Regions from separate parts of the Homo sapiens genome. Here region 1 is linked to region 2. A link is a loop called in an ENCODE intact Hi-C map of the cell type or tissue named here. Cell type or tissue: psoas muscle. All regions are shown on one strand. Links, peaks and the distances in the headings refer to the core of each region. The heading gives the core; the rest is flanking DNA. Region 1 overlaps TLE4 (TLE family member 4, transcriptional corepressor). Region 2 holds the start of LOC124902329 (a long non-coding RNA gene).

Region 1 (5,379 bases), core at 260-5,259, 80 kb before region 2:
GTTAAAGCTGGTGCCTTTTCACTGCTGCTCTCCTCACCAATCAAGGATGCAGGCCCCTCCCCCAAGGTCAGTGCCCAGTCCTGGCCACTGGGTGGGCATGCAATGAATATTCATTGTTGGATAAATGTATGAAGGCCACCTTTTTAAAAATTGTAATAGAAATTAATCTTTCCTATAAGAGGGAAAGTTTTCAACAGGTTATCCCTTTCCTTGTCTCTCATCACACACTCCTCAGCTGTCTGTGACCACAGGGAAACAAATCTTACTTAAGTCTGACCACTGAAAAGACAGGATTTAAAGGAATCCTGCCTGACAGACCCAGGGAAGAATGCACGCATCAGCAGTTTTTCTGTGCTGCTCATTTAGAGAATAGTGACCCTGGGGAGCTCCTTGAAATGTTTATCCCCCAAGGAGGTATGTGGTAAAAGGAAAAACATCCTTAGTCCTCCCCCCTGCTTTTTTTTTTTTCTGGTTAGTAAGTCACCACACACAGATGATGAAAGAAAAAGCCAAATATAAGGCAGACAGATATAATACTTGTTTTTTAAGGAAGATGTTTACATTGGTTGATATTTAAGTCATAGATGACTACCTGGTGCTTTACGTAAATTTTTATTATGTAAAGCAACATAAAGCATTATTAGTATCAGTTGTGACTGATAGTAACTTCAGTATGCTGAGGAATGAAAATAAATGAGACATAGATACTTAAGAGATACAATTTCAGTTCATTCTACAGAAACGATTTCGAGCTTTCACATGACAACAAGATCTAAGATGCAGGAGACTTTGAGGAAACAAAAAACACTGGAAGAACAGGTTGATTCACCAAGCATGTGCCAAAATTACTCTGGTCTAACCAGACAAGAGCACTCCACTAACCAGTGCTAAAATGTTGAAAGGTAAGTCCAGTTATGATCTAATCTCTCACCCTCCCCCAGCAAAAGATCACAGGTCAGAGAACTAAATTATAAAGGACTGATGAAAAATATCTTAGCTCCATTCTACTTGCCATTTCAGACAATTGTGAGTCCTGGTCTATCGCTCCTGTTTCTCTGACCTTTCCCTCTCCCTCTTTCTCCTTCCATTCGCTTCTCTCTTTTCCGTTCTCCACACTCCCCCCTCCGCCCTTGCCCTGCCAGCAATACCTCTGTCAATACTCTGTCTTGCTGGTGGCACTGTGGGCTAAAGAGGTTGTTGACCCTTATTCTAACATGTCCTTTTAGGTTAATTACTTTTGTATACTTGGTGTACCCAGTGACATTTAATCACTACAGCGCTACTCAGTAAACAGAAATGAATGGAGCCAACTGCAATTTGGCATCAAGCTAAGTGGTGCAGTAATAGCAGCATGCTGAAAATGGACTGCAAGAAAATACTCTCACTCACCACACAGAGAAATGAGGTGAATGCCATTTGATCAATCACTATTTTATTAAAAAGAATGCTAGCTCAGTGATGCGCTTTTGCTATTTAATACTAAATATGGTTCGAAGGACATGATGCACTTTTTAATGCAAGGACAATTCATAAGTGTTTGCTGAACAAATGAAGGAAGATTAAAATAACTCAAAGCAGAGGTACAACTTTTGTGGTTGAGTTTGTCTCTCTCTTTCCATGCATGCACACGTGTGGCATGTGTGCATGCATGTCCCACCGCAGGACAGCTCTCTGCTAACACAGCCAACAGTCTGCTATCTGGTAAGTCTTATGGTTTATAAACTTCCAGGGTATAGTAATTGAAACGCAGAAGATCCCACAACCTAATGCGTACAAGCAAGTATCCAGGAGCATGGGATTAAACAAATGGCATGTCACAGACATTTGAGCCACTGACAACATTTCTAAAACAGATACCCACTGACCTTCCTCCACTGAGAATAGAGAGTAGACTGGAGAGGTTATTAGCAGGCTTGACAGGGCCAGCTAGACCACAGAGGTTGGGTGGGGGAGATTCTGCCTAAGGGTTTTCAATGCTAGCAGGCAGATGGAAAAATGAGTCTTTATTCCTCTATCTGAAGAATAACAACGACTTCACAAGCAGAGATTCACGTTGTAATACCAGAAGAATCCCGTGACATAAGTTGAATAGCTATTCTGTGTTGGTAATGTTTTAGACACTGGAAACACAACAGTGAAAAAGGCACCAGCTTTATAGCCAGCACTGAGATTAGAGAGTAGAGTCTAAAGGGAAGGGAAGGGAATACACATGCACTCATGAGGTTTCAATCCTCAGCTCCAACATTTATCAACTGTGTGACTCCTAGCAAGTTAACCCCTTGGGGCTTTGTCATACCTATAAAACGGAGATAAGGATATTTCGCCTACAGGATTGTCACTGCTATAGTCTGAATGTCTGTGTCCCATCAAAAGTCATATGGTGAAACCTAACCCCTGAGGTGATGGTATTTGGAGGCTGTGCCTTTAAGAAGTGATTGGGTCAGGAGGGTAGAGCCTCAGAAATAAGATTAGCACCCTTATAAAATAGGCCTAGAGAAGCTCCTCTGCCCCTTTCACCATGTAAGGACAGCAAGAAGGCATCATCTATGAATCAGGCACTCATCAAGCATCTAATAGAGGCACCTTGTTTTTAGACTTCCCAGCCCCCAGAACTGTGAGAAATAAATTTCTACTTAAGCTACCCAGTTTATGGTAGTTTATCATAGCACCCCGAACAAACTAAGATAGTCATGACAATTAAACGAGATAACTACATGAAGTGGAGGCATACCGCCCTTCCTTTCATGATTGTTTCTGGGATCTGTCCTAAAAGGCAATGGCCAAGTCTCTGCCAGCAAACCAATCTGGGTAGCAGGAGGCCTGGAGAGCTGCTGTGAATGTCTCCTCTAAGCCTTTGAAAGAGGGTAATGGACACTTTTTCAAGCCTCAGGACCCTGGGGAAAAGCCACTCCACTTCTCCACAGTCAAAATTTCAGACAGCACATTCCAAAGTCTGGGTATCTTCCTGCCCTCCTGGATTGGTGTTCTCTTCAGAAGTCGCGCTCTTCCTCCAACTTGCAGAATTCATGTCAAATGTGCCTTCTAGGGCAACCTTGAGTTACAATGCTAAGTGAAGACTAGGTTTGCATCCTCAACTTCACTGGAATTTGACAAATAATTCTAAAGTGCTCTAAAGTGAGTGGGGCCTCAAAACTAACATGGGGGAGGGGGGCATGCAGACACATAATCCCTTATCAATAACAAAGCAGGAGGGTTATTATATTGAGTCCCCACTATTTGCCAGGCATTCTGCTGGGCCCTAAGGCACTAGAAATACAATTAAGAGGGCGAATGGGGACCTTGTTCTCACAGAGCACTGGTTCTAGTTAAGGGACATTAAAAATCAAGTAAAACAAGCTGCTAATAACATTAATAAAAAATAAAATAAATGCGAATGGCAATGTGTTACAAAGAACATAAGATGCTGAGACTGAGAATAACTAGCAGCCAGGTGGTCAGGAAACGCTTCTGCAAAAAGATGACATTCTGGCTGACACCTGAAGCAAAAGCTGGAGCCAAACCTCCTGACAGCCAGAAGACTGTTCTAGAAAGAGGGAATAACACATGCATAGCTCTGAAGAAGCGGAAAGCTGGCAATGGCACTGGAGCACACAGGAGGACTGGGTGCTGACGTGGAGGGAGCAGGTGGGAGAGCACAGAGGGGTGATGCTGGGAGAAAGGGGGTCCACAGTGTGCAGGCCCAGCACACGGTGAGGTGTGTGTTTTATTCTAAGGGCCACTGAAGGGGACTGTTGAGATGACACACATATCCTAAAAATCATTCAGAGAGGAGGCTCGAATCACAGTAAGAATTTTTAAAGCCCATAAGAACAGAAAAGATTACACTGCCTACCTCCATCCTTTGCAATTAAAAACAACACTAAGTGTACAATATAAACCTTCTGTGTATGCTAACATTAAATAGTAGAATTCTGGTTTCAAAATTCTGAATCAGATCATCAAAGCTGAGTTTTTACCACTTTTGGTGCCCCTACTTTACTCATGCTGTTGGTGTGGGCTAAAGTGGATCTGGCAGGTAACAGAGCCTTGGAGGAGAAATGGGGGGCCAGTAAGGAGCTGTTGCTGTGGTCCAGAGGGAAATGCTGGTGGTTTAGACTGGAGGGCTACTGGGGAAGGGGGAAGAGGATGAATCTGAGACATTAGGATATAAATGAGTGACTCACTTCACACAAATGTGTGTTCCTATGTGAATACAAAATTAGAATGGAATCAAGTTTGTCAATATAATGATGCCATCTTCATGCATTTGCAATAAGATACAGGTTCTTAGTGTAAAAATGGCAGGAATCACCAGGCATGGTGGCTCATGCCTGTAATCTCATTGCTTCGGGAGGCTGAGGCAGGCAGACTGCTTGAGTCCAAGAGTTCGAGACCAGACTGGGCAGCATGGCGAAACCCTGTCTCTACAGAAAATACAAAAAAAAAAAAAAAAAAAAAAAAAAAAGCCAGGAGTGGTGGCACATTCCTATAGTCCCAACTACCTTGTGGGAAGGTTAAAGTGGGAAGATCTCGAGCCTGGGAGGCTGCAGTGAGCAGAGATGGTGCCACTGCACTCCAGCCTGAGTGAGAGTGAGATCCCGTCTAAAAATTTGAAAAAAGAAAAAAAAAAAGAAGCAGGAGTCTTAGGTAACCTAAAAGAATATTCCTATCCTTAGGGAATCAAGGGACTGCAAGATGCGTGTGAACAGTATCCTCCAGGTTTATCAAAGAAGGTGAGAAACAACTAGGAACTTCATAACTACTGATCTAATCAACCAGAATTAAATTTCCACAAAGTGGTACCCAGTACTTAAGACAGATGTTAAAGAATAAATTCTGATCCTTACTCAAAAAACTTAGATAAAGGTTAAGCCATATTTATGTGACCAAGAGAAAACTGAATTGTAAGAGCATAATGAGGCATTAGTAAGAAATGACACTTCACGTTTATGAAGAGGTGAAATTTACCCACTGACACTTCCTATGGGAGGGGTAGACCTGGAACTGCTTGGGAAGAATTAGCATTACTAGGACCCAAATCTGCACTGAGGCTATTTCAAGCATGTGCATGTGAGGTGGCTAGGCTTAGGCTAAGTCTGGAAAGAAAGAGAGGAAGAGTAAGGTATAGAGCAACAAGGACCCCCAAAAGGAGTCTTAAAATCTGGGATGGGGTCATGGTTGGAATGAGACAAATCAGCAAGGAGTAAATAATTCAAAGGACCGGGCAGTGGTTCTAAGGTCTGTCAGGGGATAAGAATCACCTGTGGAGCTTTCAAAAAGCCCCATCTGGAACCCACCCCAGAACAATTAAATCAGACGCTGTCCAGAGAGGGTAGGCTTAAGTAAGTGGCCTGGATACAGGCAATCTTAAAAGCTCCC
Region 2 (5,379 bases), core at 73-5,072:
ATAAAAGATACACACATACCTTAGGAAACTAGAAAAAGATGAGTAAATTAAATCTAAAGTAAGCAAAAGAAAATATATACACAGAACTAGCATTTAGAAAACCATGGCATAGATCACGGGTGTCCAATCTTTTGGCTTCCCTGGGCCACACTGGAAGAAGAAATCACACACACATCCCATTTTATGTGGGCTACACATAAAATACACTAACGATAACTGATGAGCTTAAAAAAAATTGCAAAGAAAAATCTCATACTGTTTTAAGAAAGTTTAAAATTTGTGTTGGGCCACTTTCAAAGCTATCCTGGGCCACATGTGGCCCACAGGCCCTGGGGTTGCACAAGCTTGGCATAAATCATTATACGTGAGTCAAGGATTTCAACCAAGAAATGTCAAAGTATTTGGGAAATAAATAGTTAAGTGGTATGACAACAGTTAAGTATGACACCTTTCTTCCCAGACTAGAGCAAATGAGTTGTCAGTATCTCCCCATGGCTTTCACCTACAGGTACAACTTCCTTAGACAATTAATTTCAGTCCAGTCTTGCTCAGCACCACTACCATTATACATTCTGTTCCCACTGGGCCTGCTCACACAAACAACATAATTCATGTGGGAAAACAACTCATTGGCAAATCAGCTTCATCAACATCCCCAAGACAACCTTCTACTTCTGAACACAACCCACAGATCCTGCAGAAATGTGATGAGACCAAAGCCATACCAGCGATCATATACAGGGGTCTGTGCCTACAGAGGCCCAAAGTCTAATACCACCCCAGGGATAATTCGAACTTTTCCCTGTCACCTTAGAACATGACACCCCAGCCTGGTTACAGCTCTGTAGGTCACACATTCTTCCCATTCTCCATCTCCATAAAGCAGAGCTGCTTAAAGTAAAAAATACACACTAGTCTGGATCAGGCAGGGGGCAGTCAGGTTTCCAAAAGAAATGCAGATACACCCCTTGACTCTCATTCACCAAGCCATCTAATCTAGCCATAAGCAAATCCTAAGTAAAAACAGGCAAATGGGGACATGACTGGTGGTAGGTTTTGTGGTCACAGCTAAAGGAGGAGAAAAGACAACATACCCTTTGTTTATCAAGACCCAAAAGAGCATGTGAATTCAGAGTGTCAACAAGATTTGTGAATATGAGTGCCCCCTCCCCAGTATATACCTATGAAGGGTACCCATAGTTACTCAAGTCTAACCCAGTCCAGACCAAAGAAAAAAATCATATACAGCAATCTGCATATCTATAATACACATGCAGGCTCAAATATTGGCCACATAACATTGGCACATGCCCGCTGGCAAGCAGGTGAATGAACCTCTCTCCTGAAAAGCAGTGACACAACACACTTATAGAACAACTGAAAGGGTAGGAAGAAAAGTGCCTCTGTGCCTTCTCAGCCCACAGCACAAAGTATTGCGGCTACAAGACATGCAGATATTTCATTAGCTCCTTCCTTCTTAGAGTGGATCTTACCTGAGCAAATGAAGGCATTCAGTAATCCAGAAGCAAAAAATTATCTTTTTCCAGTATTCTCACTTCAACTTTGTAACTACCAAAAGTAAGCAGGGAGAGAAAAAAAAACCACAAGGAAGCCAACAAGCACTAGAAATGCATCGCTTTATTCCAACCTGTGCCTGTTTGCTGATGGCATGCACTTCCCCTGTAGGTGAGCAAGAGAACTAGTGAGCCGCATGCCAGGCCTTAGCAATGTGCTAAGCCTACCATCACCAAAGCCTAATTTTGAGAAAAGTGGCACTCAGAGAAACGAGTTCAATGAGTTCATCTTGCAGGTCTTTTCCCAAAAGCACAATAATATAAAGACTTAATCAGGAAACAAGAAGTAAATGTTTAAAAGTAGCTAGCCAAAAGCTTCATTAGTTTGTTTACTACAAAAAGTCTTTCCATTTGATATGTCTTCTGCCAATTCTTAATGCCCAATGACAATAGTACAGAGTAAGCTCCTGTTTTCCTGGCAATTTTTCAGTCTACCCTATTAGGTACCATTATGACAAACAAGCATAATTCTGAGCAACACGACAAAGATAGCAAAATATTTTAACGACTGAATTTTGCTTAGCCCAACTAGAAAATATTCCATTATGTAAACACATATAAATTATATCCCACAGAAAGTTACTAAGGTATACAAGTTGGAGTGAGAACACTGTTTCTTAGAAATGAAAATAAAATACAAACACCAAGAGACTGGCAAGGCCAGAGAGTCAGTTCTACAATCCCTTTTCTGCAAAACCACTAAAATGGCAACTTCTAGTCCAGTGCCTAAAATCAACTACCTTACCTCTTGGGACAGGAAAGGAATGACTTGTGCACAGATAGCATTCAGCCTCTTGACAATCTCTGCCTGCAAAAAATAAGGGAAAGGAAAGCAATAAAGAGAACAGTCAGCTGGTTACAGATTCCCCAAATATTAACAGGATGATATTAAAACATACTTTATAATTTGGCTGGCATATTTCCTAAGGAAGAGGAAAACTATCTCATCAGTAAGCCCATTAAAAGGAAGCAGTGACAACAGTGCCACATTAACAGCACAATTTATTAACCAGCATTCATCTTAAAAAGTTAACCTTCAAGCATCAGGGCAATATAAAATGGAATTTAATTTCCATGACTGGAAATCAGTTTTCAACAGCCTTCACCAGGACCCTTGCTCATACTAATGTTTTCCATAAAACCTGCAGTCTTCTAAGTCTTAAGAATTTAGATAAGTAAAGATACATTCTTTCCTACATCTCAACTCCATCAATTAGCAAATCATTGGATTTCTATATTTGTGGCCTTTGCTTTAAAAACATTGGTGCTGTGATTTTAAACTCAAGACCCTAAACTTCTGAAACAGCAGCACCCAAACAACCCAAAAAAGTTGGCTAATTCGGATTCTTACAAATTCTTGGAGAACAAAATGTTTTCTTCAACCATAAAAATTTCCAAATGTGTCCTACCAAGGTTTTCAGTGTGCAGAGGTTGAGATATGCTAAAATCTTATTACACTTAGCAGGAAGCAATCTGTATGTATCTGGAAACTATCCTTGGGAACTTTTTTTTTTTTTTTTTTTTTTTACTGTGGATATGCAAAAGTCCCAACAATGTCAAAGAACAGTCTATTCTCTAATAATTTTTATAAGTACAGACATTTTAAACCAATAAGATGCTACAGTAAGTTAAAAGAAAAACCACCACTACATGTTTTCTTTAAAAAGTTACTCACAGTTTTACCAATGTTTATCTTAATTTGTATTTTTCAGATGGTGCCTTGTATATTTTGTGATGTATAAATACACAGTTTTTTTTAATACACGTACATACAAAATAGTTTATATTTTAATGATGGAATGGAGGAAAGAGAGCTAAGAAGAATTGAAAGGCAGAAAATGTAAAGCAATTACTATCCCTAAGACATTCTTAAATTCCATCCAGGGTCAGTTCCTCATTTTATGTGAGGCCCAAAATGCCTTTTCTTGCCAAGTCATTACCAGAATGACAGTGACACTCTACTTGTGCAATCTAGGCTTCCTTCTTTCATCAGCAACCCTTCTAACTGTGTAGCTATGCAATCTTTTAAATGCCAGCACCTTAAAAACTTTACCAGCCAAAAGAAAACACAAATTCACCATGAAGTTTCAAATCCAAGCTTTCCATTCCAGCCTGCATTCCTAACAGTATGGACAAAAACCCAGCACCAATAAGCTGCAGTGAATAAGGACCCAACTGTGCTGACCTGATTTAATTTACTGCACTGGCCCCATGGAGCATTTAGCCATCCTTTAAGAATGCTTAAGCCACCATGAAGAGCTGCAATGGGAATCACCAAACCACTCTCCACCTGGACGAACATACCACAGTGGTTATGGGGTGAAATTCCAGGGTGAGCAATAAAAATAGAGTAGCATTCACCAGGCTGAAAGTACAGCATCTCAAATGCATTTGGTTGTTAAGCTTTTTGCAGGGAGAGGTGGAGGGGGAGAGAATAAAAGATAATGAGACACTTTGGGGCAGACCAAACTGATGATTCTAATGCTTAGAACCATCTGCCAAGCATATTTTCGTCATTATGTTGTTTACATAAATAAAATAGTCCCTTGCTAGGAGGGCTGAAAAATGTGTGGGCACATAAGAAAACTGAGTTCTTTAGTTCGCCTACATAATCTAGGCAATAAAAACGACTCTAAGGAAACTTATTCATCTGGTGAAATAAAATTTTGGACCTAGGCTGTATTAAGTCTGAGCAACTATTTTTTAAAAAAATTCTACATTTTCTTAAAAATAAATGTAAAAAGGAGAAGAGCCTTTTTATTCAATCACATAGGTTAACACACACACAACAGAAACGGGAGGGCAGAAACCTTCCAAACTTCCGTTAAAGATCTCCTTTTGTTTAAAAGACTTCTTAATTTCTTTAAGTTGTCATGCCAATGGATTTTCATGGTCAGGCTAATTGGCAGTGGGGGGGTGGGGTGTGTGTGTGATTTCATAAAATTAAGCAGGTCATTCTTCACTTTGAAATCTAAAGTTGCCTCGGAAACACTGCTGCTCCCATGGTCATCTAATTTCGCCTCTTTTGTCCCACAGGACCCAGCTTTAGGGAGGCATCATTTATTTACAGGCCTTTCCACTGGGCTTTAGCGATCAGCCAATAACACTGTGGACACACACTTCTAATGGCCTATGTTTTGAAACTGAGTCTAATATAATGGCGTGGGGCCCAAACTCCTTTTCCAGCACAGCCATTAAAGGATGTAGGTTATTGCTGTTGTCACCATTGATATTTGTCATTGTAATGTAATTAGGGCCCTAAAATGATGCATTACAGCCCTTGGCACAGCTTCTATTAAAATCTTTTCTTCTGCTCACTGAACTGCGACCTGCTTTCTGATGAATAACAGACAGACAGCTTTAGGGTAAGGAGCAGATTCATCAAAGAAGTATTTTTCAGCTTTGGGGAAAGAAGGAAAAAAAGGCAACCTAGGAGGAAAAGCAATAGGGGAGGAAAAGCCACAACACACATTTGAATTTCATCTGACCACTTGAAATTCTGATTGCATCTGATGAATCTTGCTTAGACAATATATTCCCAGTCTTTGAATCACATGGTTAATCAGGGCTCTAATCTGCTATCCATCAGGCTACGCCAGTACTGTTAGCTTCCAATCAAATTTATAGGTGATGTGGGTCATGCATCCCTGAGCAAGTACATTCACAGATAGCCCATTTAAACAGGCAGGGATTCTGAAATATTGCTGTTAGGGTTACTAGATATTATAATGGTATTTGATGCTTTATGGACACTGCTAAACTATTGCCTTCAGATGCTCATGATATTCTAAAATAGCATTAACAG

The links. Peaks named below come from ENCODE experiments on the same cell type or tissue, not always from the same donor. Only the 100,000 strongest peaks of a DNase experiment are listed, where the experiment ranks them.
Region 1: a loop joins it to region 2, with 2.6 times the contacts of the local background. A loop is called at or near these places in 3 of 110 quality-filtered maps.

What each region holds. Positions count from the first base shown.
Region 1 is chr9:79,689,866-79,695,244 of GRCh38, reverse strand. The region is part of intron 8 of TLE4 (TLE family member 4, transcriptional corepressor); the gene reads right to left. Among named protein-coding and RNA genes, the nearest start is that of TLE4, 120 kb to the right of the region's middle. In psoas muscle, for the core only: no CTCF peak of the experiment used is centred there; no DNase peak of the experiment used is centred there; H3K27ac peaks cover 687 bases.
Region 2 is chr9:79,609,659-79,615,037 of GRCh38, reverse strand. TLE4 (TLE family member 4, transcriptional corepressor) reads right to left here. Exons shown (of 20, transcript NM_007005.6): 5 at 2,320-2,382. LOC124902329 (a long non-coding RNA gene) reads right to left here and starts at 2,313. Exons shown (of 2, transcript XR_007061903.1): 1 at 1,494-2,313. RefSeq lists an enhancer at 3,196-5,379. In psoas muscle, for the core only: no CTCF peak of the experiment used is centred there; no DNase peak of the experiment used is centred there; H3K27ac peaks cover 3,153 bases.